Linked DNA regions of Homo sapiens: region 1 is linked to region 2. A link is a loop called in an ENCODE intact Hi-C map of the cell type or tissue named here. Cell type or tissue: OCI-LY7. All regions are shown on one strand. Links, peaks and the distances in the headings refer to the core of each region. The heading gives the core; the rest is flanking DNA.

Region 1 (4,394 bases), core at 71-4,070, 220 kb after region 2:
GTAGGTGGTGCCTTAAATCCAGGTTCACCAAGCTGTAATAAATGATATGAATGCTGCCCTTCTTGAATGGGGGAGGCCCCAAAGAGGATATTCCAGCAGTATCGGAAGGCTGGCAAAGGGTTTATGCCCAGGAGACCTGTGAAATCAATCTTTTACATGTGGTGCTGCTGAACAGCCTCTCTGATTTGGTGTCTTCTTTAGCCAAGTTACAGAGCAGAGTTTCCAGGGCTGAGGATGGTTGTCCTGCCTGCCCATTTTGTCTCTGCCTGTCCCCAAGGATATTTCTCCCTTCTGGCACTCATAATGCTTTCCATGGGCTAAGGCAGGGTCAAATGTGCCAGAGAATCCAAGATGGTGGGGGACCTGGTTGTCCACCTTGATCGCAGTTTTTCCAGTGTAGAAACTGTGAGTTGGGGGAAAATATTTCCACGTGCTTGGTGATAGGCCGAATGAGGGGACGGGCATCACAGATGTGGAAGTCCAGTTCTCTTTCTGTCTGCTCAGAGTATCTTTATTTATCTGTGGCCCTGGGAACTATCTCATCTTCATTTTTGAGTTCTGAGATATTGCTGATGAGACTCTCAGTGCTGTATAGATATATTTTTCAGTTTTCTGGGGCAGGGGGTTGAGGGGAGTGAAACCAGCTTGCTTCTACACTGCCATTTTGAAACAGGAAGTTCTTGCCTTCAAGTCTGAAGACAATTTTACTGGCTGTAGTATTCTTGGTTGGCAGTTTTTTTCTTTTAGCACTCTAAATAGATCATTCTACTACTTTCTGGCCTATAATGTTTCTCCTTAGAAATTACTGATAGTCTCAAGGAAGCTCCCTTGTATATGACAAATCACTTTTTCTTGATGCTTTCAAAATTGTCTTTGTTTTTGACTTCTGACCTGTTTGGACCTGTTTATGTTCATCCAAGTTGGAGTCCTGTGAACTTCTTGAATTTGAATATCTGTTTCCTTCCTCAGATTTGGAAAGTTTTCAGCCATTGTTTTTCCAAATAAGCTCTCTGCCCCTTTCTCTCTCTTATCTCTGCCTGGGACTTTCATATGACATGTATTGGTTGGCTTGGTGGTGTTGTATCATTCCCTTAGGCTTTCTTTACTTTTCATCGTTCTTTTTCCTTTCATTTCTCTACTTTAATAATTTCAAAAAACCTGTCTTCAAGTTTGCTTATTCTTTTGTTGTTTGTTTGCTTGATCAAGTCTGCTGTTGAATCCCTGTAGTGAACTTTTCTTTTTCTTTCTTTCTTTCTTTTTTTTTTTTGGAGACAGTGTCTGGCTCTATCACTCAGGATGGACTGCAGTGGCATGATCTCAGCTCATTGCAGCCTCCACCTCCTGGGCTCAAACAATCCTCCCACCTCAGCTTCCCAAGTAGCTGGGACTCCAGGCACATGTCACCATGCCCAGCTAATTTTTGTATGTTTTTGGTAGAGATGGGGCTTCACCATGTTGCCCAGGCTGGTCTTGAACTCCTGACCTCAAGTGATCTGCCTGCTTTGGCCTCCCAAAGTGCTGGGATTATATGTTTGAGGCACTGTGCCCAGCCCCTGTAGTGAATTTTTCAATTCACTTATTGGATTCATCAGCTCCAGAATTTATGTTTAGTTCTCTCTCTCTCTTTTTTTTTTTTTTTTTTTTTTTTTTGCTGTTTTTATCTCTTTGTCGATAACCTCATTTTGTTCATGCATTGTTTTCCTGATTTAATTTAGTTGTTAATCTGTGTTCTCTTGTTGTACATTGAGTTTCTTTAAGAGAAATATTTGAAATTATTTTTGAGGTAATTCATAGACCTCTATTCATTTAGAGTCAGTTTCTGGAGATTTATTTTGTTCCTTTGATTCAACCATGTTTTCTTGCTTCTCCATGGGTCTTACTATTTTATGCCGTGATTTGTGCATTTGGAAAACCAGCCACCTATGGCAGTCTTTTAGGACTAACTTGATAAAGGGAAAACTTTCACCAATCATCTGGGTTGGAGATTCCAGAAGCCTCTCAAACCTTTGGGATGTGTTCTCTCTGGGCGTGTGCATGTCATTTCCCAGTTAGAGGGGTTTTCTGGTTTCTTTTTCTGGAGCTTGTAATCTCTTACTCCCTCTGGTGTCTGTACGAAGTATTGCAGGTTCTTTGGAGCTGCAAGAAGCCACTGAGCTCTTTTGTTCTCTGTGGCTCCCAGGATATCCAAAGTATATCAGCTCCATCAGTGATCCAATTCAAGTGAGACAAAAACCGTTGCCTCAGGCAGCCCCTGAAAATTAGACTGTTGGACACATGCTCCAGTCTTCTCTTTTTCCCTTGACGGAGAAGCTGTGAACGGGGTGCTTTCTGCTGATTGTGCTGCTTTGAGGAATGGCTTTTGGGGTTGAAATAAAATGGCTTTTGTTACCTTTTTCAAAGTGGCTGTTCTGGCTTTGAGTTTGCCTGGGGTGCTGCCACTTCTTAAATGGTTTCTGGAGTTCTCATGCAGACTTTTTGGACCATATATTGTTAAGTCAGTGTCTTGGGAGGAATGACACTTGAGGCGTCTTATTCCACCATGTTGGTGATGCCACTTCCTTGTGGTGACTTATATGACAGCAATAGAAAACAAATATGAGCGTCACAGGGAAGCAGTGAATAAAATTCACATGGTGAAGAGCTAGAGGACCACTGCTTCTAAGGAGTCATGTCCTTCGCAGGCCTGAGCCTCATCCCCTTCCTTCACTGTGAACAGAGAAATCGGCCAATTGCCAAACATACACTGAGTGTCTCTCTTGCATAAAGTGCTGCTGACCAGTGTTCTAGGGGTCCCAGTCTATGCGTTCTGGCGGTGGCACTCTTGTTGGGGATGCAAAGGGTCCCCAGTTGTTGCAGTCACTGGGTGAGAGGTGTCCCAATGTGGGGATGAAGGAAGGGCCTGTGGCCTGATGCAGGCAGGGGAGGCACCATCGGAGGGCAGGGCTTGAGCCAGCTGCTGGGGGACTCCAACAGTGCAGGAATGGGAGGAATATTCCAGGGCGGGATGCGAGAATAGGAAGTGATGTGTGTGTGTGGCAGGGGTGGTAAAATATACACCTCATACATTTACCATTCTAACCATTTGTTTTTTTGTCTTTTTTTGAGACGGAGTCTCGCTCTGTTGCCCAGGCTGGAGTGCAGTGGCAACATCTCGGCTCACTGCAAACTCCGCCTCCCGGGTTCATGCCATTCTCCTGCCTCAGCCTCCCGAGTAGCTGGGACTACAGGCGCCTGCCACCGCGCCTGGCTAATTTTTGTATTTTTAGTAGAGACGGGGTTTCACCATGTTAGCCAGGATGGTCTCGATCTCCTGACCTCGTGATCTGCCCGTCTCGGCCTCCCAAAGTGCTGGGATTATAGGTGTGAGCCACTGCGCCCAGCCCATTCTAACCATTTTTAAGTGTCCAGTTCAGTGGTGTGAAGTGAGATGTGTTTTTGAGTAGGAAGTGGTTTATTTTGGCAAGGGTAATCCAGGGTTGGCTCTTTCAATGGCTAAAGGACTAAAATCCTCTCAGAGAAAAAAGTAAAAGGGCTGCTTACCAGGCAGTAAATCCTTAAACAAGTGTGCATTGCTTACAGTATTGGCTAAGGAGATGATAATTTGACTTGAATAATCTTGCAAAGTGAGATGAGATCCCCACTTCCCAGATAAGGAAGCTGAAGGTCTGATTAAGTGACCTGCTCCAGTTGCACAGGAGGTGGGGGCATATCCAGTACCAGAGCCCAGGTCTCTACATCCTTCCTCTAGGCCTCTTTTCTCTCCCCCTTGATGGCTGGCCTGCCCCCTAGACCGACTGTTTCTTGGTCTGTGTACAAAAGTACCTTCCGAGGAGAATGCAGGGTGCCAGAGGTTAGCGGCAGGGAACAGCAGTGTTTGGACTCCAAGCTACGGGAGCCACGCATTCTGTCCTCAGGGTATCACCACCCCATTCTAGACACCAATGAGGACAGGGCTTAGCATGTCGAGACGAGGGGTTTGAATTTCATGTTTGTGTGCGTTCCGTTTGTTGGGAGGCACTGTCCCTTCAGTGTTGTCATTCATAGTGACACCCTCTGCATGGTGCTGGTTGCCAGAGGCAACCTGGAGCCCTGGAGTCAGCATGTCACCGTTGGCACATGGTGCATGGGGAATCACAGAGAGAGTGAGCTGCCTGCTGGCTCAAATACCCTGAGTCATAAAAAGGTCTCAAGAATAGATCTTGGGTGTCCGGGGGATGCGTGGCTGTTCTGTAAGAGCTGAGATGACCTCGAAGCCTTGTGAGCACGGGCTCCTTGGGACCCCTTTGTGGAACCATGCAGCGGGACGTGAAGTCAGCCTTTCCTTGGAGCCTGACCCTCTCAGCTCCAAGCAGCCTCCCCATGGCAGTGTACTCAGGTCTGTCTGTCCAGTCATA
Region 2 (4,394 bases), core at 119-4,118:
CTTATTCCAAGCCACTGCAGGCATCCCTGGCCTGCAACATATACTCTTCTTGGCAAGGCAATCCAAAATGCTCTCTGACCCCTTCACAGGAAAGAGATTGAGCCCTTCATCCCTGCCCCAACTGTTGCTGCTTGGACACTAAGAGAGAGGCTAGAATAGCAAGGGTTTCCCTCAACAGCAGGACTGTTGACCTAAGGTAGAAAGGTGGCTCTCCTGGGTTCCTGCCACCTGGCTCTGCCCTTCTCAGCACTGCTACTGCCTCTGCAAGAGCCTTCTCTCGCCTTCGACCTCAGTCAGAAAGGAAAACATGCACTCGGGGCTTCTTTTGGTTTAGATAGGCTCTCCCCTCCAGAGCACAGGAGTGAGGAGCAAAGGATGTCTGCATGACATTTTCTCCAGTGCTTGCTACGGGGAGACAAGAAGAACACCACTGCCCAAAAGTTCCAGAGGGGAATGCCACTCAAGGCCATGGGCCCCAGGCAGCCCGTTACTATGCAGATGGCAGCCTCCTGGTGCAGAGGACTGATGTGAATCCTCAGAAAGCCTAGAGGTGCCATTCTGCAGCCACCTTCTCCATTCTAGCAGCACATTTTTCTCCCCACCACACCTCCCAGAGGAAGAGGACCCTCCTCATCCTCTATACTCCTGTTGCCAGATGAGTCTCCCTGGGTGTTTCACATTTTTGCATGCCTTGCAGTCTTTGCATGTCTGCCTTCCCTTTGTTCTGGGTTACCTTTTCAACAATGTTGGTGAAATGAACAGCCTTGGAAGACAAACAATAGTGTCTTTCTCCAAAGCAATGGGCAGTTTGCTTACACTGCTTACAACAAAGGGCAGTTGCTTGGAAGATAGAAAGAGCAGCTCTTTCCAGAGCAAATGGGTAGGCAGGCTTACTGCCCATTGTCAAACATTCAGGGTCCCCAAGCTCAGAGATTGTCATGAATTGCAAGCCACTGCTTGTGCAGGTGTCATCCGGCCCCACATGCTAGGACTTAGGGCAAGGAAATGTGGGTACTATGGCTATAGTGATTGTTGTAAATAATAACACGGCTTCTAGCTAGGCACAGTGGTTCATGCCTGTAGTCCCAGAACTTTGGGGGTGCTGAGGCAGGAGGATCGCTTGAGCCCAGGAATTTGAGGCTGCAGTGAGCGATGATTGCATCACTGCACTCCAGCCTGGGCAACAGAGTGAGACCCTGTCTATAAAAAAAAAAAATACATAACACAGCTCCTGCCAGTATCCATATCCACTAGTCTGTGACGGCGCAACGCATTAGCTGGCAAGTAAAGTACCAGACCCCTCCAGGGCGTTGACACTCCCTAGTGCTGGGCTGAGGGCACATCAGCCCCTCTCCTCTCCCCCTGCCACAGCTTACTTCTGTGAAGGCCTCTCGTGTCCTGAGCACTTCAATTTTATTTTATTTTATTATTATTATTATTTCTGAGACAGAGTCTCACTCTGTCGCCCAGGCTGGAGTGCAGTGGCGTGATCTTGGCTCACTGCACCCACCGCTTCCAGGGCTCAAGCAATTCTCCTGCCTCAGCCTCCCGAGTAGCTGGGATTACAGGTGATCACCACCACACCCAGCTAATTTTTGTATTTTTAGTAGAGACGGGGTCTCGCCGTGTTGGCCAGGCTAGTCGCGAACTCCTGACCTTAAGTCATCTGCCTGCCTCAGCCTCCCAAACTGCTGGTAAAGGCATGAGCCACCGCGCCCGGCCAAATTTTATCAACTCAATTAACATCAAATTTAGAAATGTAAAGATTTTATTTCCAGTTTGACGATAAGCTGCCTGCCCTGTGACAGACCACTGAAAAATTCAGCTGTGGCTGACACCTAGGAATTTGCAGTTACAGGACGTTTCCAAGTTCCATATGCGATGTCATAGTGCCGCCTGCTGGCTCCTGTCTCACAGGAATGCTACACATGCAGACGGTGGGTCTGACCCCGCAGCTCACACACAGTTCACGGATGAACCTGAGGAAAGTAGGAATGAAGCTCACAAATGTCATGTAGAACAAAAGGAGCTGGGTAGGAAAAGTATAGATTGTGTAATTTCATGTACAGGAAGCACAAAACAAGTGAAACTTCACAAAACAAGTGAAACTAACTGTACCAGTCAAGGTTTCGCAGAGAACTAATGGGAGATCTATGGATATATTTTAAAGGAATTTATTTAAGGGAATTGGCTCATGTGATTGTGGGGCCTGGCTGGTCTATAATCTGTAGGGCAGGTCAGCAAACCAGAAAAAGTCTGGTAGGATTTCTGTGTTACAGACTTGAGGCAGAATTCCTTCTTTTTCCCTGCTCTCTTGAGAGTCTTTGCTCTCAAGTCCTTCAACTGAATGGGTGAGGCTCACTCTCATTATTGAGGGTAATCTCCTTAAAGTCAATGGATTGTAGATATTAATCATACCTACAAAATATCTTCACAGCAACTTCTAGACCTAGTGTTTGAGCAAACAACTGGGCACCATAGCTTAACCACAGTGACACATAAAATTAACTACTGCAGGCTGGGCGCGGTGGCTCACGCCTGTAATCCCAGCACTTTGGGAGGCCGAGGTGGGTGGATCACGAGGTCAAGAGATCAAGACTATCCTGGCCAACATGGTGAAACCCTGTCTCTACTAAAAATACAAAAATTAGCTGGGTGTGGTGGCGCGCACTTTAGTCTCAGCTACTTAGGAGGCTGAGGCAGGAGAATCACTTGAGCCTGGGAGGCTGAGGTTGCAGTGAGCCGAGATCACACCTCTGCACTCCAGCCTGACAACAGAGTAAGACCCTGTCTCAAATAAATAAATAAATAAATAAAATTAACTACTGCAGTCAACTGTTTGTCAACGTGGCACCTCTACATATCTCCTTAAACTATACTTAATCTCCAGATAACAGCAAAATCATACTTGCACCTCACCTGATTCAACTATCTTGGGTAAAACCAGAGACACACTAAACCTTCCCCAGAAGAGGACGTAGGGTTCTTGGGTCATGTTTACTCTTCTCTTTGGTATCCTGTAACTGAAATATTAAGATATGTCTTATGTAATATAAGGGAATAAGAGAGAGAAGAAGACAAATATATTTTCTAAACACACACACACACAACACATTTGTAACCAAATAAGGAAGAAATACTCGTAACAATTACAGTCCCCATTTTTGTAACTGGCCATGTGGTTTAGCTGGTATTTATAACCATCTGCTTCCACTACCCATTCCAGATTCCCTTTGCCCTCAGCAAGCACCTCAGCTGGTCATGGTTTGTCACCTGGTGGGGTGACCCAAACCTTCCTTCCTGAAGAGTTTGGACCATTTAGTAGTATGGCCTGAATTAGGTTGTTATAGTTTTCCATTGATCTGAATCACAGTGCAGAGTAACATTGAGATCTCCTGTACTCCAGATGCACTCTTACTTACCTCCGTCGGGGAGTAGCAGCCCAATTTTCCCTTGGTAGCCAGGACCAATCACCCCAGAAAACACAGCAGCTCCCTTCTTAGCCTGTTGACTCAGAAGCATGAGGAGCCCCAAGTGGCTGGGTGGCACGTTAACTGAGAGTTTGGTGGAATCACTGTTGTGTTTCCTGGTGGAAGCACTCTTCCCTTTGGAACTAAGACTTTTAGATCAGCAGAGCATTAGGTTACAGAACAGGAAGAAAACATTTTGCTAGTGGGTCAGTATAGGGGTAATAGTGAATGGTGCCAACTCCATTTCCATCCCTTGATTCCTGGACTTATGTATCATGGCTATTGGCGAAGCAGCACCCTATATTGGATGCTAACTTATATTTATTTATTTTGAGACAGGGTCTTGTTCTGTCACCCAAGCTGGAGTACAGTGGCATGATCAAGGCTCACTGCAGACTTGGCCTTCCGGGCCCAAGTGACCCTCCCATCTCAGCTTCCTGAGTAGCTGGGAGTACAGCTGCATGCCACCACGCCCAGCTAATTTTTAAACTTTTTTTTTTTTTTTTTTAAATAGAGACAGGGTCTTGCTATGTGTCTCAGGCTGGTTTCAAACTCCTGAGCTCAAGCGATCCCCCAACCTCAGCCTCCCAAAGTACTGGGATTACAGGCATGAGCCACCACCCCCAGCCCCTTGGGTGCTAATTCAGAGCATACACAACCTCCTGGAGAATATTGCCCCAGCCCTGCAAGGCATTACCACCTACCTGACACTGTATCTGAGTCTTCAAAACGCCGTTTCACTGTTCTGATCAAGGCACTCACTTCACAGCAAAAAAAAGTGCAGCAATGGGCACAGGCTCTTGGAAGTCACTGGTCTCACCATGTTCCCCACCATCCTGAAGCAGTAGGCAGATTAGAACAGTGAATAGAATAGAACGGGCTGAATAGGATAGAAGCAATGCTTTGTGGAACCTACCACAGTGG

The links. Peaks named below come from ENCODE experiments on the same cell type or tissue, not always from the same donor. Only the 100,000 strongest peaks of a DNase experiment are listed, where the experiment ranks them.
Region 1: it touches region 2 in a loop (2.5-fold over the local background); 4 of 110 quality-filtered maps call a loop at or near these places.

Annotation. Positions count from the first base shown.
Region 1 is chr18:13,157,585-13,161,978 of GRCh38, forward strand. No RefSeq gene overlaps it. Among named protein-coding and RNA genes, the nearest start is that of LDLRAD4, 59 kb to the right of the region's middle. In OCI-LY7, for the core only: CTCF peaks have their summits at 2,104 (motif pointing left) and 2,305; a DNase peak (open chromatin) is centred at 2,097.
Region 2 is chr18:12,932,766-12,937,159 of GRCh38, forward strand. No RefSeq gene overlaps it. Among named protein-coding and RNA genes, the nearest start is that of SEH1L, 13 kb to the right of the region's middle. RefSeq lists a silencer at 505-799. In OCI-LY7, for the core only: CTCF peaks have their summits at 1,895 (motif pointing left) and 2,098; a DNase peak (open chromatin) is centred at 1,896.